Regions from separate parts of the Mus musculus genome. Here region 2 is linked to region 1. A link is a loop called in an ENCODE intact Hi-C map of the cell type or tissue named here. Cell type or tissue: heart. All regions are shown on one strand. Links, peaks and the distances in the headings refer to the core of each region. The heading gives the core; the rest is flanking DNA.

Region 1 (8,000 bases), core at 1-8,000:
ATACCCGTTAGATCTCCTGAAGCTGGAGTTATAGGCATTTTTGAGCCATGCAATCATGGATACTGAACATAGGTCCTTAGCATGAGCATTGTGTCTTTTTAACTGGAGAACTATCTTTGCATCATACTAATAAAGTTTCTAAAGCTATTTTGAGCAAAGTAATGCCTAAAGCAGAAGTGCAGTTTTAATAATGTTTCTGGTTTATTGCTTGTATGTTTTGTTTTAAGTAACATCCTGTCCTCATTCCTTTTGAGTATTATAATGTGATCCTGGCAGAAGAAAAAATTTAAGGCGTGTCAAATTCTGTTATTATCAGTATCCTCTTTTGCATGTAGCTGTGTCTTTGAGCCAAACTCAGAGGCAGGAGTACCACACTATAAAGAAATCAGAGTTCCACTCTGCAGGGAGATCTTGTGTTTTCAGCTCATTAGCACTGGTGCCAAACTAGTAAAACGTCAAGTATGCTACATGGCTTTGATTCAGCACCACTTCTTGTAGCAATGGCTTCAGCTACTAGGGTAACACTGTGGAGTCACCAATGTTGGAAAGCCTTTTCTCTTTCTCATTTCAATATAATAACTTGCTAGTAAATTGTTTTATATTTGAGATATGATGATTAACTTGTAATTTTTATGTATTTTCAACAAACTCATTTGGTATTCTGTTAAATTTTTCTATTTCAATGTTGAAAGAATATTTAGACAAATAGAAACAATAGCACATAGCTAAGAGGATGTTGGTATGTTCTCAAAGAAGAGTGTGAAAGCATTTTATAAGATACAAAGACCAATAGGAATTATCTTTAAGGTGTTACCAAAATCACTTCAATAAAATAACTTTTCCTTGTCATATATTTTCTGGGCCTCTAAGATTCTTATAATCTGTCCTTTCTAATGGTTCATTATTTCTAATTGAGTAGTTTCTTATCCATGATGAAGCAAGCATGGAGATGTAAAGAAACAAATTGTGAGGAGGCATTCATGCCAAGAACATACACATGCAAATGCCAAGGTGGCTCCCTCCTAGACCTTACATCCAAAGTCGGTGATCCCCAGAACTCACCAATGCCACTGAATGTCTCACAGAGATCATAAAAGCTTTGCTTATTTGGAGTAAACTAACATATACCACCCAAAGAAAAGTGACTGTTCATCATGAGCAGTGTTAAATTCTCCAACTTTATGCATTTCACACTCAGACACTAGCAGAGTCGATTGTTATAATCTCCCTATGACACATTCGTATTGGAGGATCAGTACATTCTAGTAACAAACATGACAACCCTACTTGTGAAACAGATCACAAAGTCATAGTTAAGAGCAGTTCTTTCTTACTCAAAATCCAGTGTTGTTAATGAGCAAAGTTTCCCATTGGTTGAAGAAATAAATCCAATTGGAGGTCATAATCAATCTGCAATTAGTATTTCCATTGAGATGGACGACTAGCACATACAGCCTTCAGTGGACCTATCCCACGTTTCCTCTGTGGACATGATTAATGCCTCCTCCAGAGTCCTTCTCCAGGCCAGAGTTTCTATTTCTGACCATCAGCAAGAGTTGGCTGCCAATGGTTTATCTCTGAGTCATTGCAGAGCCTGGCCTGTGAGAGACAGAATCCTTACCTTGAATCACCTACTGAATAATCTTGCACAGATCTTCCTTCATCTCACCCTTTAGTTACAGCCAGTAGCTAACTAATGAACTATAAAATTCCTCAGTCCTGCTATTGTGAGGCAAGGATCTCCAGATCCACACTCTGAATATGGCAGATGGGGCTGGGCTCCCACCAAAGTCATATCAAGTCCCACGTTCTCCCATCCGCTCCCTCTGCTCAGTCTCTACTAAGCACTTATCCTAAATGCTTGCTGCAGACTCTGCTTTTAGACCCTCTGCCTGTAACATTGTCTTCTTGCTAACCTCTGCCCTATTCAATCCCAAAATGATTAAAGTAGAATCCCCACCTACATTACCATGCCTCTCTTTGATTATTCAGTTCTCAGCTATTCAAAGTCTCCTCAACATTCACACATTGCTTATGTGCCCATGTCTTCCATGACAGCAATTTACGTGTTTTCCTTTGAAAATGCTCATTTCTTATCTTTACCAATAGTTACATAATGGACTTCGTTAAATGTAATTTTTTTACTCCATTTCTACCTATGATGACACTAAGAACATTAAAGCCACTAATCATTGCTTGCTTCAAACAGTGTGGATTCATTTTTAAAGACCAAAATAAGTATTGTGTTTGTGAATGTGATTAACAAAATGTTTTTAAAGTATGTTCACTGTGCAAATTTTAGTTTGGGTCATTTTTTTATTTGTATATTTGTTAAAGTCTTTTTTAAAATTTCAGTCTGCACTCACTGTCTCTGTGGTATTTGACACAGGAGGAGATAAAGACAAGCTGATTCCTCTTGGCTATCAAACTATGGGGACAAATCCTTCTGATACAAATGGCAGACTGACACAGAGAAGGAAAGAAGGGATTCACATGCCAGCTACAAAAAAAAGAATGGCTTTGGCTCTTTTTGCCACATCACCGCTAATAAAACCAGCTATATTCTAAATAAGCTTGGTTCTGTAAGATGTGCAAAAGAAGGCTACTACTTCTTACCAGTGATATATCTTGTTTTTAATTCTCATAGTTGTATGTTATCCCCATCCCACATTACAACCTAATGTAAAGATTCCAAGGGGGCAGTGATTGATTTAGCAATGATCATGAAAAGCCAAATCATAAAAGCCTTTAGGAAGAAGTGCCTACACACTAAAAATAAGCAAGTCACAATAGGATTGAAAAGTATTTCCAACAATTGACGGTCTTCCATTTGTAACAGAAATGTATTTGTGATTATACAGGAATATGTTTTAAAGAAAAAGTGATTAAGGAATATATATATTAACATACGTAATATATATATTAAATGAAGTTATTCTTAAATCTATTAAACTTCTGAATTTACTCACTTTTAGTTATATAGACCCAGATAAGTCATCTTTACTACCTGCACTCACGAGATGTTGGAAATTTTTTATTAGATATTTTTTTATTTACATTTCAAATGTTATCCACTTTCCAAGTTTCGTCTCTGAAAAAAAAAAAACCCTATCTGCACCCCCCCCACCTTCCCCTGCTCCCCAGGCCACCCACTCCCATTCCCAATCCTGGCATTCCCCTATACTGGGGCATAGAACCTTCACAGGACCTAGAGAAAACTTTCAGACACCATTACCTGGCAACATTCTACAGAGAAAATGATTAAAGATAATTAAATGATTAAATGATTTAAAATAAAAAAGTGATTAAAGTCTCTTCACATTTTAACATATGGTGTTGTACTTTGAATTTGGACTAGTATTTTTCATTCACCTTTTTTAAAAAAAGATATTTTCTTTATTTACGTTTCAAATGTATTCCCCTTTCCCTTTTCTGGTTTTCCTCCAAAAATCCCCTATCCCCTCCCCATAGCCCTTCTCCCCAACCCTTCTGCTCCCATTCCTGGTCTTAGAATTCCCCTACACTGGGGAATAGAACCTTCACATGACCAAGGGCCTCGCCTCCCACTGATGACTGACTAGGCCATCCTCGGCTACATACACAGCTAGAGCCACAAGTTCCACTATGTTATGTTTTGTTTTGTTTTTTGTTTTGTTTAGTTTTTGATTGGTGATTTAGTTCCAAGAAGCTCTGGGGGTACTGGTTAGTTCATATTGATGTTCTTCCTATGGGGCTTCAAACCCCTTCTGCTCCTTAGGTACTTTCTCTAGCTTCTTTATTGGGGACCTTGTGCTCCATCCAATGGATGATTGTGAGCATCCACTTCTGTATTTGTCAGGCACTAGCAGAGCCCCTCAGGAAACAGCTATATCAGGTTCCCCTCTGCAAGCTCTTGTTAGCATCTGCCATAGTGTCTGGGTTTGGTGGTTGTTTATGGGATGGATCCCCAAGTGGGGCAGTCTCTGGGTAGTCATTCCTTCAGTCTCTGCTCCAAAGTTTGTCTCTGTAACTCCTTCTATTGGTATTTTGTTCCCCCTTCTAAGAAGGATTCTGAGCTTCAGGGCTAATATCCACCTCTCAATGAGTGCATATCATGTGTGTTCTTTTGTGATTGGGTTACCTCACTTAGGATGATATCCTCCAGATTCATCCATTTGTCTAAGAATTTCATAAATTCATTGTTTTTAATAGCTGTATAGTACTCCATTGTGTAAATGTACCACATTTTCTGTATCTATTCCTCTGTTAAAGGTCATCTGGTTTCTTTCCAGCATCTGGTTATTATAAATAAGACTGCTATGAACATAGTGGAGCATGTGTCCTTATTACCCACACAACTCTGGTCACTTGATCTTTGACAAAGGAACTAAAACCATCCAGTGGAAAGAAGACAGCATCTTCACAAATGGTGCTAGCTCAACTGGCAGTCAGCATGTAGAAGAATGCAAATTGATCCATCTTTATCTCCTTGCACAAAACTCAAGTCTAAGTTGATCAAAGAACTCCACATAAGAACAGAGACACTGAAGCTTATAGAGAAGAAAGTGGGGAAGAGCCTTGAAGATATGGGCACAGGGGAAAGATTCCTGAACAGAACAGCAATGGCTTGTGCTATAAGATCGAGAATTGACAAATGGGGTCTCATGAAATTGCAACGCTTCTGCAAGGCAAAGGACATTGTCAATACGACCAAAAGGAAACCAACAGATTGGGAAAGGATCTTTACCAACCCTAAATCTGATAGGGGGCTAATATCCAATATATATAAAGAACTCAAGAAGTTCCAGAAAACCAAATAACCCTATTAAAAAACAGGGTACAGAGCTAAACAAAGAATTCTCAACTGAGGAATACTGAATGGCTGAGAAGCACCTAAAAATATGTTCAATATCCTTAATCATCAGGGAAATGCACATCAAAACAACCCGGAGATTTCACCTTACACCAGTCAGAATGGCTAAGATTAAAAACTCAGGTGACAGCAGATTTTGGAGAGGATGTGGAGAAAGAGAAACACTTCTCCGTTGCTGGTGGGACTGCATGCTGGTACAATCACTCTGGTATTCAGTTTGGTGGTTCCTCAGAAAATTGGACAGTTCTACCAAAAGATCCAGCAATACCACTCCTGGGCATATACCCAGAAGATGCTTTTTAACCATAGGTTCTTGTCCCCAGGTGGCTTAGTCAGGAAAGCATGAGACTCCAGGACACAGACGCTTGCCTAAAATCATTTTAAGTTTGAATTCCTTCATAGATTGATTGATATCAAATTAATCATAACACTCATGACTATGACACTACATAGTGTAAGAATATTATCTCAGTTTGTATGAGGGTTAAAATTGATTGCTTTTAAAATATGAGTGTTAGAAATTTATAGTTATTTCTTAAAGCTACACATAAACAGGTAAACTTAAATTTTCCTCCTGAGAGATAAATTCCTAATTTACATTAATATATTTAACTCTGCTTTTCCTGCTGAGTAATCATATTCTTTTTTTAGTTTTATCTTGATATGTATAAGTGTTCTGCCTGCATGTAAGCCTATGCACCATGTGTGCACACTCAGAGGCCAGAAGAGAGCATGGGACATCCTGGAACTAGAGTTACAGAGAGTTATGAGCTGTCATGTGATTTTCTTTTCCCTTGGTCATGAGACCCTCTAAAATGAGTAAACCCTAAGAATATAAATGTGTCCCTTCCTGGTTTTCTCATTGTGTAGGACAGAGTAGGAGTTCAAAATCATTCGCTCAACAAATGGGTACTTGTTTTCATATATATATATATATATATATATATATATATATATATATATATACACATATGCCTAGTGCTAGGACTTCCATGATCTTTAGAGAGCTAGTAAATTGGGAATGACCCAAAATATTAAGTTACATCTCACATTCTCTTCATCCACTGAACAGTTGAGCCTGTGCTTCCCTGGGGGAAAAAAGGAATCTCTCCTGGGGATACTTGTTCTAAACACTGCTCTCCCTTATTTCCTTCCTCCTGAAGCTCATCCAAGGCTTAGACCCTTGATTTACAGATCTTTCTTTACACTTTCAGTGGTGGCAGTATTACTTAGGTATATCCTGATAGTTGAAACAGTTCCTGCTGGAGCAAAGGGTCTTCAAGTCTCAAGAGATACCACAACCCTCCAAGTCTCAGGAAATCCATGAAACTCAACAGACTCCTGAAATTCTTGTTCAATGATACACAAGCTTCCTGAAACTCAGGGTACTCAAAGAGAAATGTCTTTTGTTAGTTATCATCCAAGCTGGGATGAGTTCTAGGTGATGCAGCTGCCTTGTCATCAACCACATTCCTCTAAGAAACCTAAGTAAATTCACTGACTCACTAAGCTAGATTTGGGTGGAATTGTTACTAGTACCCGGATCTGGGATGTTCATATTTCTCAAGAAAAATCATTCAAGAATCGTCTTTAAGTGTTTGGCAAAGTTACTCATCAAGTATTATTTGGCATACATTCTGGTCAAATCCTGAGCACAATATAAGGGGAACATCACATCTATCATTAAGGTGGCCAGGAGTATATTTTGAGCTGGCCATGCTATGTGTGCTGCTGGTACAATGCATACAGAGACAATCTTAGAGTGTTGGGCACACAAATATCTTATTAAATAAATATTTGATGAAATTATTGAAATTTTCTTTCTTTGCTGCCTGGTTATAAAATAATTGTGTTATTTTTTTCTAAAATATATTGTATCTTCTCTCTTTTAATGAATGACTAATTTTCCATGACTTTGGAAATAATGGAATCTTGACTCTGTTTGATCCCTGAGTACTGGGTGTACATAATTTATCTGCATGGTTGTTGTGTGCTGTGGGTGTCTGTCATCTCTGCTGGAGCCTATGCCTAAGGCGTCACAGCAGTGAGAACGCATGGCACCAGTTTATTGCAGACATGTTTCTAGTCTGTATTCACAAGAATCTGAAGCAAGAATCTCTAGCAAGTTACACCTGACTTGAGAACACTTTTTCGTCCAGCGTAAGTCACTCTATGAAATCTGGACCTTCACTGGTTGCATAACGAGGAAGAATTGTCTTCTTGAAATGTTTTTATGCAATGTGTGCACAATGAAGTTTAATTAATCACTTTTAGATTAAAAACAAAAAGACCATTTTTCTGTGTGGAGGATTTTCATTATTACAAGTACCTTATTTCCCGGGCTGATCTTTGCTCTTGTAAAGAGTACAAAATTAACCATTTGATAAAGAAAAAGCTCATTTCTCATCACACTGACCTACTTTTTTGTTAACCTACATCACTTTAAAAAGGATTACATGAATGAACAGATACTTTTTATGAATATTTAGCATTGAGAAGACAATAGAATCATTTATCAAAATAATAAGGATTTTTTTCAAACTATTCAGCTACAGGCACAATGCCTTTCCTAGGAAGAGTCGGCATGCTAACGCCGGGCTCAGGGAAATCTTGGAAGTTGAAATTATTATTTTTTTTTGTTTCTTGTCTTTGTCCATATATACCATTTTATTTTTAGTTAAAGGGTCTATGTACTAACCAATAATGGCAGAAGAGACTTCAATAAATTATTCACAGAAATGATAAATTATAGAAATAAATGCATTTCCTAAAAGTTATTTAGTGCCAAAAGTCAAGAACTTGAAAAGGGGTTTATTTTCTAAATTAACATAAAAAGCAAACATTTGAAAAACCAGCACATTTTATAATTCGTGATCAATTTCTAAGAAGAAAAGAAAAGAGAAGAGAAGAGAAGAAAATCAGGAGTTCTGCATTTCAGAGACAGGCCAAAGTCAAGGTGAAATTCCACAGATTTAAAGATCTATTATTCAAAATTATCATTTCTTTCTATTCTTACTGTAAGCTGGAAAGGGAAGGTAGACCAGGCTGGCCTCAAAGCTGTGGCAGTCCTGCCTTGATCTCTCCAATGTTGGCATTGTAGGCAAAATCCTTTAAAAGGAGTTGATGTTTCTTGTAAATTTCTCTGTAT
Region 2 (17,821 bases), core at 1-8,000, 82 kb after region 1:
CCTTCCATCCTTTCTTCTCCTTCCTCCTCTTCTCTCCCTGCCCCCTCGTCTTCTTTTTCTCCTTCTTCTTCAATAAAGTCTTTCCTTAGGCTGTTCCTCCTGTGAACATCTTTTCACATCCTTAACTATTGTTTCCCTGCCTGTGGATTTGTCTGTCAGAGACTCCACTGAGCTAACCTTGCCTGCTCCTAAGTTGACTTGTCTGCCACAGTTCCAGACTATATATTTACACTGAAACTTCTGTGATTCACACGGGTATTTTCATCCTCATTCCTGTAGAGATAATGGACATAGTACATTTCCAGAAGAGAATTTATCATTTAGCATCTGGATATGAATAATAAATGAATTTCATACAGATTCTATAAAGTGGAGACCTCTGAAATTTCTGGACCTGTTATTCACCAACTTCAAACTAACTGGCTTTCTGTTAACTTAAACAACATATCAAGACAGAAGAGCAGAAGAAAGCTATCATACTGCCAGATGGACCTCACTCACTATACAATATTCTTGTGAAACTATTTTCCCTCAATTGCAGATCATATGATATTTTCCCTTCTAGGTATTAATCACATGAATATCATACAGCATTTTATTTTCTCCTGTGTTAAAAGGTAAATTCACTTTGACTCAATCACTCTATTTAGATGCTATAAATAGGAGAGTGAAACTTATTCTTTATAAATTCAAACTTATTGAATCAATTATATTTGCACTACAACTCAGTATTCTATAGAAACTATACAATATTTTCCAGAAAAAAAATGAGAGGCAAATAAATAAAATTTGTTGTTTCTAATTCTGTTTACAGCAATAGCTCTCAGCCTTCTTGATTCTGTGACCCTCTAATACAGATCCTCAAGTTATAGTGACCCTCAACCATAAAATTATTTTTGGTGCTACTTCAAAATTATAATTTTGCTACTGTTATGAATGATAATATAAAGATCTGTTTTCTACTGATCTTAGATGACTCCTGTGAAAAGGTTGTTTACCTCTCTAAAGGAGTCACAATCTACAGGTTGAGAACCACTGTGTTGCAGGACATGTCAACATCCTTAGTTGATTGACACTGGTCTATAAGAGAAGACCAGAAGTCTTCACAGTTAGTGCTAGGACATGAAGGGCACTGCTGGTATACACAATCAAAACCAGAGAAATTGATGTTAGCCAAAAAACCCCTTTTTTTTGTCAAACCACATTCAGTGAGTATTACTGATAAGCAATATCAAAGTTGAAACATACTTCTAAAAGGAAAAGAAAGAGACCATAGCCCCAAGAAAAGGGAATGTGAACATGAACTGTACTTGGCATACTTTTAGTTTCTGAAAACAATATTCTCATCAGTTATGTGAACTTCCTTGGCTAGTACTCCAAGCCTTAGGTTTTAAGTTAGCCCTGTGGGAATAATAACAACAGAGATGAAAATAGATCTTCTGGTCCAAGGGTATATGGCTTCTGTATAAGAACATTAAATTATAAGGTGCTACACTAATTTAAGCCATCATAAATGTATTTTAAATATACTTTTTATTATTAATAAATTTAAATCACTTATCCTAGACCCACTCTTCAAACACACTGCAAATGACTGTAACAAAGACAGTCACAGAGCCCAGGGGAGAGAGGAGATGGCTCCTTGACTAAGGGTATTTGCCCAAGCTTAATGTCATGTTTGTATATCTAGAACTCAGAGGGCGAAAAGAGTTCTGACTTTTCCAAACTGATCTCTGACCACACACATTCACCACATCATTTGTATATCCCCACTACAAATAAATAAATAAATGTAAAAAAAAAAAAAAAAGAGCACGGGGAAGAACACACACATGAAAGAGAATTCTCAGTAACTCAGTACAGGACTATACTCTAGAATGCAATCTTTGGCCTTATTGGAAGTAGAGAGCAGTGCAAAGAAAGACCTAGCCTATCTCTCCCAGCTACCCAGTAGAATTAAAGAATCACCTATTGTTAATCACAATAGAAGAAAGGACAAACGTTAAATGTGGCACTTTTTGTTTTCAAACTAACAGCCAAGGATATTTCTCCAAAGCAGTCTCAGTAATTCTATTATTTGCACCACACTGACCCGATTTCACCTCTGCAAAAATAGAAGGTTATCTGGAGAAACTGGGAGTCATTTTTATTCTAGGAAGTATAATCAAAGATTATGGTGAGGGGCTTATGCTATCTGTTATATCCTCTTAAACAGTCCTGTGTGAAGGGCTGGTCTAAATCAAGAACAAACATGAGAACTACTAAACATGAGAACTACTAACATAGTTTCAGTTAATTTTAAACAAGAAAAACTACTCTACCAGATACAGCCTCATCCAACTTCCTAAAGCTTTTTCTTCTAGATTTTGCACTTTTGAGGACAAACCCGTTGAAACAAAGTTAACATATTTCTGAAATACTTTTTATTTTGATTCAGGTTTTTCATCTTTGGAAAATGCTTGCTGGAAGAATGTGTTACAAATTATGTTTCTTGGTGCTGTGCATGCATCTTGTAAAAATCTCTGCTAACTCTTTAAAGACTCCCAAGCTTTTCAGAAATGTATGCACAAAAACAATAGAATGCTCTGATAAGAATAATTTAGCTGCATTGAATACAGTTGTCCCTCAAAGCCCCTGAGATGTGTTTGTGACCACTGGAGTCTGAGAATAAACAGAAGTCTAGTCTATTTTGAGTGAGAGGAGGTTTCACAAATGTGAGTGGAGGTGTTAGCCACATACTTAACTATTTTATGTAAATAATTGGAAACAGGATTCTTAAAGTTAAAAGAAAACAATTACTTAACTCAAAGTTACTAAGCTCAACTACAGCTGCTCGCCAGGGATGGGGGTGGGGGTGGGAGTGAGAGCTTTCCTCTGCAGGAACGGAATCTAATTTGATGAAACGTTTTTCTCTCAATTGGAAAGAAGAAAAGATAAAAAAGTCTGCCTTGGGAACTTTAGAACTAGTTTTCCGTAGACCAGTTTCCAGGATTTAGTGAGCAGTTTGGTGTTCCTTGTGCCCCGCACAGCTCTCTCGGGGGGGTCTTACTCTTAATTTGCAGGAGTTCAGTCCCTTGCGCCTGGAAGAGCACACCCTAAAGTAAAGCGAGAAAGTGGTCCCCAACCAGCAATTCTTTCTCTCTAGCTGAAGCCTGTTAGGAGCAGCGCTCCAGGGAAAGGGCGCCCTGGACTGTACCTCTCTGTTGATGCGCTTGGGACTGTCGCCGCTGAGTCTGGGAGCCTTCGAGCGTCCCCAAGAGCAGGAGCAAGAGGATCCCGGCGGTGGCCGCAGGCATCCTGGCCGGAGCAGATCCACTCCTCCCGGAGCCCACGGAGTTGCAGCCTCGGGTCCACCCAGCTGAAATGAGCAGCTGCAGGGGAAAGAGGAGGAGACAGTGCTCCCCAGCTCTGCCCTGCCACCGCCCAAGGGTGGGTGAGAAAGGGCAGTCCCCACCCCTTCCCAGGCCTGGGCCTTTAAAGGGTCCTTGGTTGGAAGAACCTGTGTTCTGTGCTTCCTCTGTCAAGGGAATAGGGCCTCTAGCAGGAGTTATCCAAACTTCTTTAGCATTAAGGAAGTAATTGATACCAAGGCACTCTGGGGTCTGTGAAATCCCTCCAGATGGAAAACATTATTGCCAAGAAAGCTAGAAACTTTGACTCCTCAGAAGGTTCTGGCAAAATTATATGCAGCTGCCCTGGGTCCAGGTGATCCCAGACTGTCCCAAGGTCATGGTGCTAACTACTAGGGAACTGAAGTTGCCCACGGGGAACCTCACGCTGGCTTGCACATTAGGAAGGAACTTCCCGGAAGGCAGCTGTGCAGGGAGCAGGGGATGATAGACTAAAGCTGTCCCAATTCCACTGAAATGTTTCTGAAATCACTCCACTGGTTGGAAGCTGTCCCTATAACCAAGGGACATTATTAAAAGGGAATGGAATGTCTGTAAAGATTTCTGCTTATCAGTCATGGTGGCTTCTTCCTTTTAACTCAACAAAGCAGTGTTCTACCCTCTGTCACAGGGCTTCCCATGGCCACTCCATAACAGGTTGTTATTGAAAAGGCCACTGGTTCTCAGTAGGGCCTGGAAAAACAACTTCACAGGTTTTAGGTGGCACCCAGGATACCCTTTGTATTAGTGTACCCTGGCATCAGGATGCACTCAAGGAAAGAGCAAGCCTACACCATAAAGTATTCCATCTTGAACTTCTGAATGGGCCACCGCATGTGTGCCCGTGCGTGTGTGTGTGTGTGTGTGTGTGTGTGTGTGTGTGTGTGTGTAGTCAGTTTGAAATAGGATCTCACTATGGTCTCAGATTCAGAGATGCACCTGCCCCTGTCTGTCAAGTGCTGGGATTAAAGCCTTGGACAACTCATCTAAATATTTTTAAGGGAAAAAAAAAAAAGCTTTAAAACTGAAATCCGACAGTTTGTTTGCAAAAAAAAAAAAATGTATTTACTAATTTTACAGGATGCACCAATTAAGCCAACTGAGATAATGCTTTGTGAGTTTCCAGTTCACCAAAATGTATATAATATTTCAGACCCTTACACTGAGTGAAATTCTGTACAGTATTGGACTACTAAGCCATTTATACATCTATTTCCATACTGCAGTGCATATGGTTGTTATATGGATGGCTTAGTTTTCTTTTTAATTTATAGTTAAGATGTATCCATCTTTAAGATGCCACATAGAAGCTACAATATTTTCATTTCGTAGTAATAGACAGTAACTCTCGTAAAGAGCTGGTGAGAATCCAGAGCTAACATCCACTTGTCATCGGGAACCCTCCTAAAGGCATGTCTAAGCTCCTACTTTAGATCTATGGCTTCTGTACATCTATGTGTGCTGTCTGAAAAAGAGACTTAGATGAGGGCTCTGCTGCTCTCTCTCTCTCTCTCTCTCTCTCTCTCTCTCACACACATATAGAGGCAACATTTGATACAAATAGTATCATTTCTTCATATTATGACTTTCACCTCTTTTGTTCTTCCCAAAATGAGTTCATCCTGTGGGATATATACATATATATATTTATCTCTGTCACAGTTTGTCTATTACAGTCTTAGAACCCTGTACTAGTTTAAAAAACAAAATTCTTAACTATTCTAGAGCTTTTGAATTTTACTGCAGCTGTTTAGAGAAAATGTTTTCATTAATAAAGGTGAACACTTTTACGTTATTGCTTCAGAACTGTTTTAGATTGAGATCAATAGAGCATAAATTAAAAGGAGTGTGTGTGTGTGTGTTGTATATTTGTGTGTTTATGTGTGTCTGTGTGTGTATATGTGTGCATGTGTGTCTGTGTGTATGTGTGTGTGGTGTGTCTGTGTATGTGCGTGTGTGTGTCCTCTGTTCCCAGCTCCTTCATCAAGGTGCACTTGTTACAAGTGGGGACTCTGTGCTGTCACAATCATCACCCTGTCTGCACAGCACATATTAAGCTGTTGCCTCAGATGAATCTGGATTTGGATAAGTATGTCATGCTGGATCATCTCACTACCTTAAAATTACTCCCTAATTTGCCACTTCATCTTCCTTTTCATCTTTTGACCCACGAAGCTTAGACAATCACTGAGTTTTTAAAGCCTCCTTACTACTTCCAAGCCTGAATAAGTACTAATAGTTGTTATAAATACCTATGCACAGGTATTTGCATTAGATCACAAGAGTATGTTTGATTCTATGAACTCCACAGCACTAACTCATCAATTTCTACTTATATCAGAGAGGTAATAGAAACTTTGACAGCAATTGAGTCTATAAATTAAATGGAGGAAAGTTGACATCTAAGCAATTCAGCAACTTCCATCCCCCACGTAAATTTACATTTTTAAACATCCTAAGACATGCTTTAAAGATTTCAACACACGTCTCGAATATACTTTCAAAAATTTAAATGTTTCATGGTTTAATGGAATTCTAATATTTAGTTTTCAAATATCTATACTGATACTAATGCAACTAATTTGGTCAACATTCATTGAATCCTTATTTAGAGAATTATGCTATACAAAATGTTAAGCAATTTACTACTGCTCCTTTGATCTGTATCTTTTATATATTTTCTGGCCCTGTGGGTCTGGCAATGATCCCAAGTTAAATTCAAGGGTTGGGAACTGACACATCTACCTTGTTTCTGATCAGAATGTGAAGTAGCCAGCCATTCTATTAACACCCATCATATGATAATGGCTCTAAGTTTTCAACAGGAACTCACCGCAACGTAATGTTTTCTTCCTGGATGAGACTTCTGTGACAAGAATATTAAAATTTGACATTAAAATAGAAATAAATGAAGACCAGCAATATCAAAAAAATCTTCCCCGCATCTATTATAGTCAGTCTTTGCTACTTTGTGGGTTCTTCTTTTTCTCACCCTTTATGGCCCTGGTTTCAGTCCCTAACACTAGATATGAGAGAAAGAAGAACAGAGGAAGAGGGAGAGAGGGGGAGGGAGGAGAGAGTGGGAGGGAGAGAGGGGGAGGCACAGGGAGAGGGACAGTGGGAGATCTCTGAATCTACTTTCTTGGCTTTTGTTTCTTCTTTGAACATGACTACTAACAAACTGCAACCAGCCCACCTGAATAACTAGCAACCACCAAGCACACCTCGTCTGCCTCTAGCTTTTATGTACCTTCTAAAAAGTTCCCAGAATTCCTAATGTCACACAATCATAGAAACTGTCCACAGCTGTCAAAATCACACTTCTGCTAGAGCACAAGGCAAACCATATTCAGCTGTTTCTGACAATTCAAAGCAGCACCATGTCTCCACACCTGGGATTAGAATGAAACCACATTCTTATATTGCTGCATTTTTTAAAGAAATCACAATTCCAAAGTTGTCACTGCAATCTATGTTAACACAACTTTTCCCAATGGTCTACACTGTGGGTTACATTGACATATTATTCCTATTAAATCAAATAGTGTGTATATAAACTCAAAGTGATCACAATTTGTCCCTTTATGTTTCTGATTTAGATCTACAAATGTGTGGTATTTTTGTGTTCAATATGATACTATATTGTAATCTCTATACCCGCCAAACTTTAAAAATGTAAAATTGTTATATACACACATACACACATGCACATGTGCACAAAGTGTCCTATCACCCTTGGGTGAGATGATACTCTATCACAATGAAACCTGAGAACACCTCTGGAAATGTCTTTGTTGCTAAAGTCCACTATTATGCCATTCTTCTTTGGTTGCCAGACTTCCCATAGTCCACCCTTGTCTCTTATAGTCAATAGTTAATTGAGTGTTGCATTTTCTGCCGGGTTATTCAGGTATTGGCATTTGAACTTTGCAATGCAGCATCCACAGTTATAACTTTATTTAAACTGAAATAAATAAACGTAATCAATCAGCTTTGCATTTCATCAGCCACTGTCGAAGTGTCCAAACTGCACATGTAGATGACATGCTGTGTGAATGGAGACGTTGGCCTTGTCTTTGGAAGGTCAACATGCATTTCTGATGCATGATATGTAGGAGAGAGCACAGCAGGAATGAAATCAAACCCTACACTGTATTCACTAAATACCATTCTCTTCTGTACAATTTCTATTGGTGTGCCCAGAAAAGGATAATATTTAACTAGAAATCTTATAAAAGTCACAAAAATATTAATACAAACAAAATATAAAAGATGTCCTTGAAAAAATGTAAATAATAGTTTTATACACTTAACAAAAAGTTGAGGTAATAAATATACTTTATATCAGTGGTTCTCAACCACCTTAATCCTGTGACACTCTAAAAGAGTACTTCATGTTGTGGTGACCCCCCAACCATACATTTACTTTATTGGTACTTGATAACTGTAATTCTGCTACTGTTATGAATCATAATGTAAATACATGATATGCAGGATATCTGATATGCAACCCCAAAATGAGTTACAACCACCAGGTTGAGAACCATTGCTATAGATGAAGAACTTATAAATCTTTCCTCTTTACCCTGAAACTCTATTATCAGGGGAGATTTTTGTTTTTGCTATGTTCTTTGTGAACTTAAGACCCAATATCAATTCTAAGATTTTTTGCATAGTAAGTATGGTATATTTGTTTCTACTCAAAAACCTAAAGTGGATTCAAAGTAGTTCTGCTGCTTTTTGTGTGCTAAGGAAACTGATGTCTGCTTTGCATTGAGGAGGGAATGGTTTGTAATCTGGGAAGTACCATGGTTAGATCTCTGTGCTTGATAAGTGGTGTATCTGTGCCACCAGTGTTTGTTAGGCAACAAGGAGGGGAAACAGAAGCCAATGGACCTAATAGTCAGAGCAGCACGTGATGCTTTTATTCAGTCATTCATTCATTTTTACTACCAAGTGACTGTAATGAGTTAGGAGCTGGCACAGTAGTTATCAGACACATTGGATAAAGCCCAGCTATTGCAGAACTTACATGCAAGTGGAAAAACAGACAGTGCGTTAGTGAAACGTGGGAAATGGTTTCAGTGGCTATAAAGGAAAGGGAAGAAGCTTAGCGGTAAATATAAAAGGATGCTTCCTGAATAGTGTGTCAGGAAATGCTCTCTGAGGAGGTGACATTTAAGCTGAGATCTGACAGCGGACAGGATTTCTGTGAATTCAGAGCCAGTCAAGAGGAGAGAATAGTTTGGAGATCTTCAGGACAGTGAATTCACAAGTCTTGTGAATCAACCGGACATGAGGATTTCAGGATCCTTCTAAAGTTTCTGCCTGGAGCAACTGGCTGTCTGGCAGTGAGAATATCTGTGATAGCAAACACAGGCTGACTGCCAGGTGTGAGCTCAATATGCTGAGGTACTTGACGCTGGAGGTCTCTGCATGGTTATTTTTAGTTCTGATGAAAGAATCTCATAGTCGTTTCGTGAATAGAGCACAAGGCAAGGGAAAAGATTTTTCTATAAAGTAAAATAATAGGCATGGAGGGAATAATTAGAAAACATAACACACCTAAAAGCAAAATAATTTAACAGATGCTCATTTGCAGCATGAATTAATATAAATAAGGAAAAATACCAACTGTAAAGGTTTAAGCAACTGGCTGAGCAATTGTGGAAATGTCAACTCAATATTTCACATATATAATATAACATATTTTAAACGTTATAGATGAACTAAGGCAAATGCATAAAAATTCACTGTAGTAACTGTGAGGCGAGGTTGGGAAGTAGGTAGCTAGAATAAGATATCATTAAAATGTAACATTTAAAAAAAAAAACAAAACAAAACAAAAAAAAAAAAAAAACCTTGTACTTCTGGTACCATAGAAAATAATCCCTAGGGGAAAAAAAAACAAAAAAACAAAAAAACAAAAAAAAAAAAAAACCACATATCACACATATGTGATAGCATTTTATTAGGATGTGAAATCACAGAATATCTGGAATGTTGGAACGGTGATATAAGACAGGGCATGGGATAGAAGAAATAAAGGAAAACATTATTGAAATGATAGATAGATTCATGCCAAACTGATTGTGTGACCACCCAACATGTCTTCAGAAAAATGACACAAACTACTCTCCCTCTACATGGAACAAGAAGAACAAAATAAATGAACTGACTCCAGTTCACCTGTAGTCTAAAATCATCAATTAGAAAACAGGTCCCACTCTTCAGTTTGCATAGGTCCAGGTCCTCAGAAAAACCCAAAATTAAGCCTATGATTTAAAACTCAGTGGTAACACAGGAACGTCAAAGCAAAGAGTGAGACAGAGATTGCAATCATGCTTTAAAGAGGAACTAGGAACAGACACAGAGTGGGCCCATCAATCAAAAGTCACCAAAGCAGCAAGCTCTGTCATTCAGTGCTTATCTAGCATGTAGGAAGCCCTAGAATCAGTCCCTGGCACCAGATACACAAAGCAGCAAGTGAGAGCAAGTTATAGCCATAACTTCAACCTGCCTCTAGCCTTGAGGGAATGAAACAAGCTGTCCTAGGGCTAGTATAGGAATAGAACAAGGCATGAGCATGGATGGGTGATGATTGGAATTTGAAGACTAGAGTATAGATAAAGGAGGGGATACAGTAATAAGAGACAGAGGGTAAAGGGAAAATTAACAGTAGCTAAGGACAGACCCTATTTGAACTGTAAGTGACCATATCACAGTCATTGCCTTCCTACAGCTTTAAATTATTATTACTAAAAACACATCTCTTACACAATACATACCAACCACAGTTTTCCCTCCCTCCACTCCTTTCATCTTTTCTCCTCTTCTCTTTCCTCCATATCTACTCTCTACTGTTTCCCAAAGAACAGGACTCCAAGAGACAACAACCAAACATGACTAAACAAGATACAATGAGACTGGCAGAGCAACCGAAAAGGAAGAAAGGAGACCAAAGAGAAAGCAAAGGAATCAGAGACACATGTGTTGCCATTGTTAGGAGTCCCACATTAATACCAAGAGAAGAGCCATATATTCACAGAGAATCTGGTGCAGACCCATGCAGGCCCATGTTTGCTGATTCAGTCTCTATGAGCTCATGTAGCTCTCTCATTTGTGGATTCCAGATCCAAATCTGTAGGTTTGAGGTATAACCTGGACGAACTATGGGAATGCAGAAGGGACCACTGAAAGATGGGAGAAGGAGCCCTACAGAAGTAGCAGGATGCAGGTGCTATTAATGAGGAAAGGGGAAAATGGAGGAATGTAACTTGGGGGAAGGGGAAAAGGATAATGTATCAGGAAAGAGGAGGAAGTGAAATAAATAACACTAAGGATATTTTTAAAAGCCCTAGAGAAACCTATTCTATAAAATGACTTAAGATACACATGTTTTATATATATTGCAAATACAGTTACCCTACATGTGTAATAAAGCTCACCCAAGGGTCCATAGACTACCTAGCAAAACTTCAAGTGCCAGGCAAAATACCAGAGTTGTTGGTCAAGGGAAGTCCACAAAAACCCCTAAACAATATAGGACATTACCATTACTTTTAATTTCCTGCCAGAACTTGACGGCAAGTCTCTATTGCTGGAGACACTGTACACTTTGGTATAGGACTTAAAGAAATCATATTGGTACTAAGCTGGAAGCCTCCTCCTAGAAAGTTTGCTCTCATTGTGTCAGGAAGTGTTATCCAAGCTGCCAAGGAAGACAAGTAATAAATACTCCTATAGACTTATAAATCCTATGAACTGAAACAATGATGGGATTGACGAGACATCCCTAATAGAACAATCACAGTGTTTATATCTTGTAGGCAACCAATAGCTGTCTAATTACACCTAAATCTAGCTTAATTGGAGGGAGCTCTTGCCTGATAGTGTAAGCCTAGCCAAGAACTCATAACTACATAGGTCCCAGAGAAAAGATACTACTATCATATTACTAATGTAATGTAGTTTCTAGTTGCCTTCCAAATATTTATAATTGTACCCAACAATAAACACAGATCTCACATATCAAAGTTGCTCCTTTTTTGTGGCAGAAGGAACTAGTAGAGACCAAAACCCTTCAAAATGCAGAGAATAAATGACTGCACCATGTCTAGCCCCATATGGAAAATTTACAATACAACCGCTACAACTAAGGCTCAAGGAACATTGCAGGAAAAAAAAAAATGTAGAATTGTTGCAAGAGCCTGAGAATTGAGACAACTATTATATGATTATTTCTTCTGGATCAGTCAGGGTGTTGCTTTCCTAAATGCTGAACCAAATGTTTACTTGCACAAGACCTGCAAAAGCTGTGTCAACTGACATACTGACATGGATGGAAGAACATTTCATAAGACCATCCCTCTAGATAGATAAAGAATTACAGACACTCAATGGCAGCCAAAGGAGGGGAAAATCAGTTTGGTTTGTTAGAAAAAAAAAAACCTAATTGAATGGGTCAGATCATAACAACTAAAGAAAAAGCAAAGATTAACAGGTGGATCATAAGATCAAAGATACATATTTTTTCTTCTGCTGAAATATTAATGAAAATAGTAATGAAGTGTTCATCTTCACTATAATGAATAAAATAAATTGATCAAATATTGAAGAGTTAACCACATTGCTACAGGTAAAAAATGTAGAATGATATTCTCAAAACCTGTACATAAATTCCGTTTGGGAGAACACTTGTAAAGATTCTACATGTAAATCTGATTCATACATGCAATATTTAAAGCACATAGAGCCTACAATTATTCTACTTATAGAATCATTTGTTTCATCAACATAGTCTGTTCCATCCCAGCTCATATTTATCTGATGTGAATTGTCCACATTTGATTAATAAATAGGTCATGGCTGTCAAACATCACAAAGTACTTGCAGAGGTTCAGCACCCCTCTACTCCAGGAAAACAGCAGAGACGGGATGAGCAGATAATAACCTTCAGTGAGCAGAAAAGCTCACAACCTAGCTCACACAGAAGTAGAATTCCATTAAGAATCAGTGCATACTCAATGCATACATGCATCAAAACTTCACATAATACCTCATAAATATATGCAGATATTATGTGTCAATCAAAAGGAAGAGAATCAGTGCCTGCACCCGACTTCTTCTGTGATTGCTCTCCCTCAGCCTTATTAGGTCTCATCTTACAGCAATTCTTACTGTTTCCTGTGCCCACCATGGCATTCTCCCAGCTCACAATTGTGATCCAGCAGCCCAGTTTTCACCTTCATCAGCTCTGCTCTTATCAGCACTTCCCCTTAGTGATTTCATCCATTTTTTAACATCTGCTGTGATGGCCTCCAGCACTGAGTTCTCTAGCCTGCATAGCACACATTATCTTGAGTACCAGTTTCTGATTCTGTGTTTTTGATTTCTAAGGCTCTCAGGTTTGGCAATGTTTTGTTGTTATATTTTATTTTCTTTCATTGTAATTAAGCTATTTTGAAGAACATGACTCCTATTTTTTAAGAGTTCAAAGAATAAAGCCTATATTTGTAAAAATGTGCAAAAATGTTCTGTGGGTATAAGGATGACGATTGCAGGAGTGTAAACAATGAAGAAGAAAGCCTATATTTGTAAAAATGTGCAAAAATGTTCTGTGGGTATAAGGATGACGATTGCAGGAGTGTAAACAATAAAGAAGAAAGCCTATATTTGTAAAAATGTGCAAAAATGTTCTGTGGATATGAGGATGATGATTGCAGTAGTGTAAACAATAGTAGAGAACCAAGAGAATAGGATGTGTCAGTAGGAAATTATTCAATAAATTATAATCTGTTCTTTCCATAGGATGCTAAGCCATCATAAAAAGGATATTTATAAACATGTGGATTTTATAAAAATATTCTATTTTCTTTACAATTTACTAAACACCGTGTGGTTTTACATTTAAAAGGAGAACTACATAATTATATTTACATATACCTAATTATTTATAACCTAATTATATTTACATATGGGAATGGAAATGTTCCCAATGAAATTTAGTCAATGAAACATAGTTCTGTGAAATTTAAGACCTTTAAAACAACATTCATGTATTTATGTCAGAAAATTTAAAATATCTTCTAAATTAAAATCTAAAATTTCCCAGAAAATACCCAAAACTTAAAATAAAGAAAACTAGATATAGAAAGAGATAGTCTTCATTAGTAAGATTCAAAATGTATAAGTAAAATGAAAACATGAACATACTCTTGAAAATTATATAAAAAAAAATGGACATGAGAAGCTCTCTTGACTTTTTGGTCAGGGTTATCCAAGAGATTCCCAAAACATTTTAGGATATTGATATTGCTCTTGGTTTACCACAAGAGGCAGAAGGAAAATCCCTATTGCTGAAGACACCATGTATTTTGGAAATAAGACCCAGAGGTCCCTGAGCTGGCAATAACCTGAATACCCCAGCCATAATAACTAGCTTTCATTGTACTGGAAGATACCCTATAGGCTCCCCCAAACAACATCCCCAACCAGCTAAGTTGCTTCTTATCACAATGACCAGCATAGAAAGATAACCCTGAGAGTGAAGTAATAGCACACATACCTGGGCAGTAACCAACAGCTTTCTAATTGAACTTAAGACCCATTTAACAAGAGGAAAATCAAGTCTGGTACTGGAAACCTAGCCAAATACCCAATGCTAGTGAAAGCATGGATTTTAAAGAATCTACAACCAACCAACATCTTATTGAGCCAGAATAATCCTAGCTACACTCTAAATATTTGTCCTTATGTCCACAAATAAGTGTAGTCCTTGACACTCATTTAAAAAGCTTATCTTTGCAATAGATAGAGACTGTTTCACAAAACCATATCAATACAGAGTTCTTGAGCCCAGTTCCAACTGATATATGTACAGCAAAACTCCTGCACCTAGAGCTCAGTGATCAATGCAAAAACAGGGGACAGAAATACTGTAAGGAACAGTTTTCTGTGAGCTTGTGTCTCCTAGAAAGGTTAGAAGATACAACACAAATTCTCATGACGTCCTAAACATAATGTGAACAGGGATGACACCAATAGACAATGCTAATGTGGATGGGAGAAGCTCATAAGACCACAGCCCTACACAAAGAGCCCCAGCAACTAAGGGAGGCTGAGACTCATAGAAACGGTCTTACCCAGGGAAAAACACACCGGTTCGTTATCCGATAGCAAATGATCATCCCAGAAAACATACACGCAAGTAACATTATACAGACTTATTATATTATTATACAGGTCGTATTAATGTGTTTAGGAGTAGTGTGTGTGTGTTTATGCATGTAATAACAATAAATGAGGCAAGGAGCATGAAAGTAAAAGAGAGCAAGGAGAAGTATCAAGGTAGATTTATTAAGAAGGTAAAGGAGGAGAAATGATGTATTTTTAAAATTTTTTTATTTTATTTTTAATTTATTTTTTGCACACCATATTCTATTCCCTGCCCCCCCATACACTTTCTGACTGCTCCATGTCCCACACCTCCTCTCCACCCCACCCCACCCCATCTCCATGTGAATGCCCCCACCCCCACCCTACCTGTCCTCTAAACTCCTTGGGGCCTCCAGTCTCTTGAGGGTTAGGTGCATCATCTCTGGATGAACACAGACCCAGAAGTCCTCCTCTGTATGTGTGTTGGGGGCCTCATATCAGCTGGTGTATGCTCTCTGTTTGGTGGTTCAGTGTTTGAGATATATCAAGGGTCCAGATTAATTGAGACTGCTGGCCCTCCTACAGGATTGCCCCTCTCCTGAGTTTCTTTCAGCCTTCCCTAATTTAACAACAGGGGTCAGCTGCTTCTGTCCATTGGTTGGGTGCAAATATCTGCATCTGACTCTTTCAGCTGCAAGTTGGGTCTTTCAGAGGGCAGTCATGATAGATCCCTTTTTGTGAGTACTCCATAGCCTCAGTAATAGAGTTAGGCCTTGGGACCTTTCTTTGAGCTGGATCCCATTTTGAACCTGTTGCTGGGCCTTCTTTTTCTCAGGCTCCTCTCCATTTCCATCCCTGTAATTCTTTAAGACAGGAACAATTATGAGTCAGAGATGTGGCAACCCTATCCCTTACTTGATGTCCTGTCTTCCTGCTGGAGGTGGGCTCTATAAGTTCCCTGTCCCTACTGTCCCACCTTTCAAAAAGGTCCCTCCCTTTGAGTCCTGGGAGTCTCTCACCTCCCATTCTGGGGGGGGGGGGAGTCCCCAACCTCCTGTTTCCTGAGGTTGCCTGTTTACAATCTTTCTGCTGGCCCTCTGGACTTCAGTCCTTTTCCCTTATCCAAGACCTGATCAGTTTCCCCACTCAACCCCTACTCCTCCCCCACCCCATTCACTTTCCCTCCCAGGTCCTCCTCTCTCTCCCCACTTGTGATTGCTTTCTTCTCTTTCCCAAGTAAGACTGAGGTGTCCTCATTTGGGCACTTCAGCTTGTTGAGTTTTTTTAGTTCTATGGTATCTTGGGTATTCTATATGTTTTGTTTTGTTTTGTTTGTTTTTTGGCTAATATCCACTTATTAGTGAGTACATACCATGCATGTCCTTTTGGGTCTGAGTTACCTCACGCAGGATGATATTTTCTAGTTCCATCCATTTGCCTACAAAACTCAGGATGTCCTCGTTCTTAATAGCTTAGTAGTATTCCATTGTGTACATGAACCACATTTTCTGTATCCATTCTTCTGTTGTGGGACAGAATATAATATAATTATAATATCAAAACATATCCTTGATCTGTGTGGAAGAAGGAGTTCTAAGAAAAGAATACAGAAAGAATATGAAAGTCCTTATAACCTTATAACACTGCAGTGCAAGTACATTTACATCAGATGATTTATTCACAAAAAACCTGATAGTATCTCCTAATTTTAAGTGAATGAACAAATTACCCTCACAAAGTTTAAATACCCCAGTCAGAACACCCCAAACACTCTTAATGACAGAGATTTAGAAATGGCCAGAGAATAAAAGGTCAAATTGACCTTATTTTTACTCTCATTTTGTTGGTGGGGCTATTGTGTGCGGTCTGGGGCTTTTGTTTATTCTTGTTTTGTTTTCTGGTTTTGACACAGGGTCTTCTTTTATAGCACTAGCTGTCCTCCAACTCCTGTCAGAGCCTGCCAAGAGCTGAGATTAAAGGAGTACACAAGCAAGCCAGGCTTAACTTTTTCTTTGATCATTTTCCATTTTCCCTAGAGGAATGAACAACCTGGCATAGCTACGATCAGCACTTCAGGGCTTTAGATAAGACTTTTACTCAGCTGTTTGTGATGAGGCTTGGAAGGTCCCCCCAAGTCCCACAAATGAAAATACTGAGTTCTCACTAAGTCCAACTCATCTTGCTATGTGCCTGGCCTTATCAAATGGGGAAATGTGACGTCTATCACTTTTGTATGTCACTCTCACTATGTTTTGAGACTTCAGTAGTCTCAAAAAGGCAATATCATATCACTGGCCTGAGTCCTCTGCCACCTCTAGCAATATTGCATGTAACTGAAACATAAGCATTAGCTAGTATAAGACTTTCAATTGGTGCCCCTTCTGGACTCCCAGAGACGCTTTTCAAACAGGAACTGTCCAGGGAGAAGGAAAGAATAGGCCTTTAGCCCAATTTCCTTTTCTGGATTAAAAATAAGCAACAAAAAAAATATTCTTTTAGGTTTGATTCCTCCATGCCTACACGAGTTGATTTACTAAAACAGGAAAGTGATCATCGACTCGAGTGACCTACAGACTTAATAACTAATCACCTTTATTTCTGAGAAGGAAATAGAAACTGCTTAATGAACTCAGACGCTACATTTTAGCCTTGTCTTTTAAAAAGAGCATCTATCATTTGCTCTATGATCTGCATCTACAGGCATAGCCATTTATTAAAAGAAATCAAAATAATGCCAACTTTCCTTCCATTAACAGGAAAATGCAGCGGCCTGTAATTCCAGAATCAAATAAGGTTCTATTTATTTTTCTGTGAGTAAGAGACTTAAATTAATAGGAAAATGAATAACGGTGGTGCTTTTAGAAAACCATGTAATTTTCAAATGAAAAACACTAATCTTAACATATTCTTAGGCAAAGAAGGGTATGGCCTCCTCACAAGAGCTTCATGCTTTCAACTAAAATACCACTTTTGAAAAGAGTCTCTACACCTTCCTTTGAATAGTACTTCTGTCACAAGAGAATGCTGCCAAATGCATCCAGAACTGATTAATAAAAGTAATTGCCTCCCGCTAATTTCAATCTTTCGTACAGCTTTCCCTCTCATGGGCTAAGTGTGAAGACTACATGGCATAATTGTCAAATCTAAATCTAGCCACTCCTCGCCAGTGGCCAATGAAGTGCAAACACAAATTAAACTGGATTGAGGATTCTATTGCTTGGCTGTTTGAAAATTTATTTTACTGCAAAGCTTTCAGGCAGAGAAGCAGATGGGCA

Evidence for each region. Hi-C counts contacts between places; a loop is a spot of excess contacts. Peaks named below come from ENCODE experiments on the same cell type or tissue, not always from the same donor. Only the 100,000 strongest peaks of a DNase experiment are listed, where the experiment ranks them.
Region 2: it touches region 1 in a loop (1.9-fold over the local background); 2 of 42 quality-filtered maps call a loop at or near these places.

What each region holds. Positions count from the first base shown.
Region 1 is chr10:27,531,876-27,539,875 of GRCm38, forward strand. All of the region lies in intron 1 of Lama2 (laminin, alpha 2), which reads right to left. Among named protein-coding and RNA genes, the nearest start is that of Lama2, 81 kb to the right of the region's middle. In heart, for the core only: no CTCF peak of the experiment used is centred there; no DNase peak of the experiment used is centred there.
Region 2 is chr10:27,613,501-27,631,321 of GRCm38, forward strand. Lama2 (laminin, alpha 2) reads right to left here and starts at 3,442. Exons shown (of 65, transcript NM_008481.2): 1 at 3,197-3,442. The coding sequence starts at 3,296. In heart, for the core only: no CTCF peak of the experiment used is centred there; DNase peaks (open chromatin) are centred at 3,381 and 3,771; H3K4me3 peaks cover 1,564 bases; H3K27ac peaks cover 816 bases.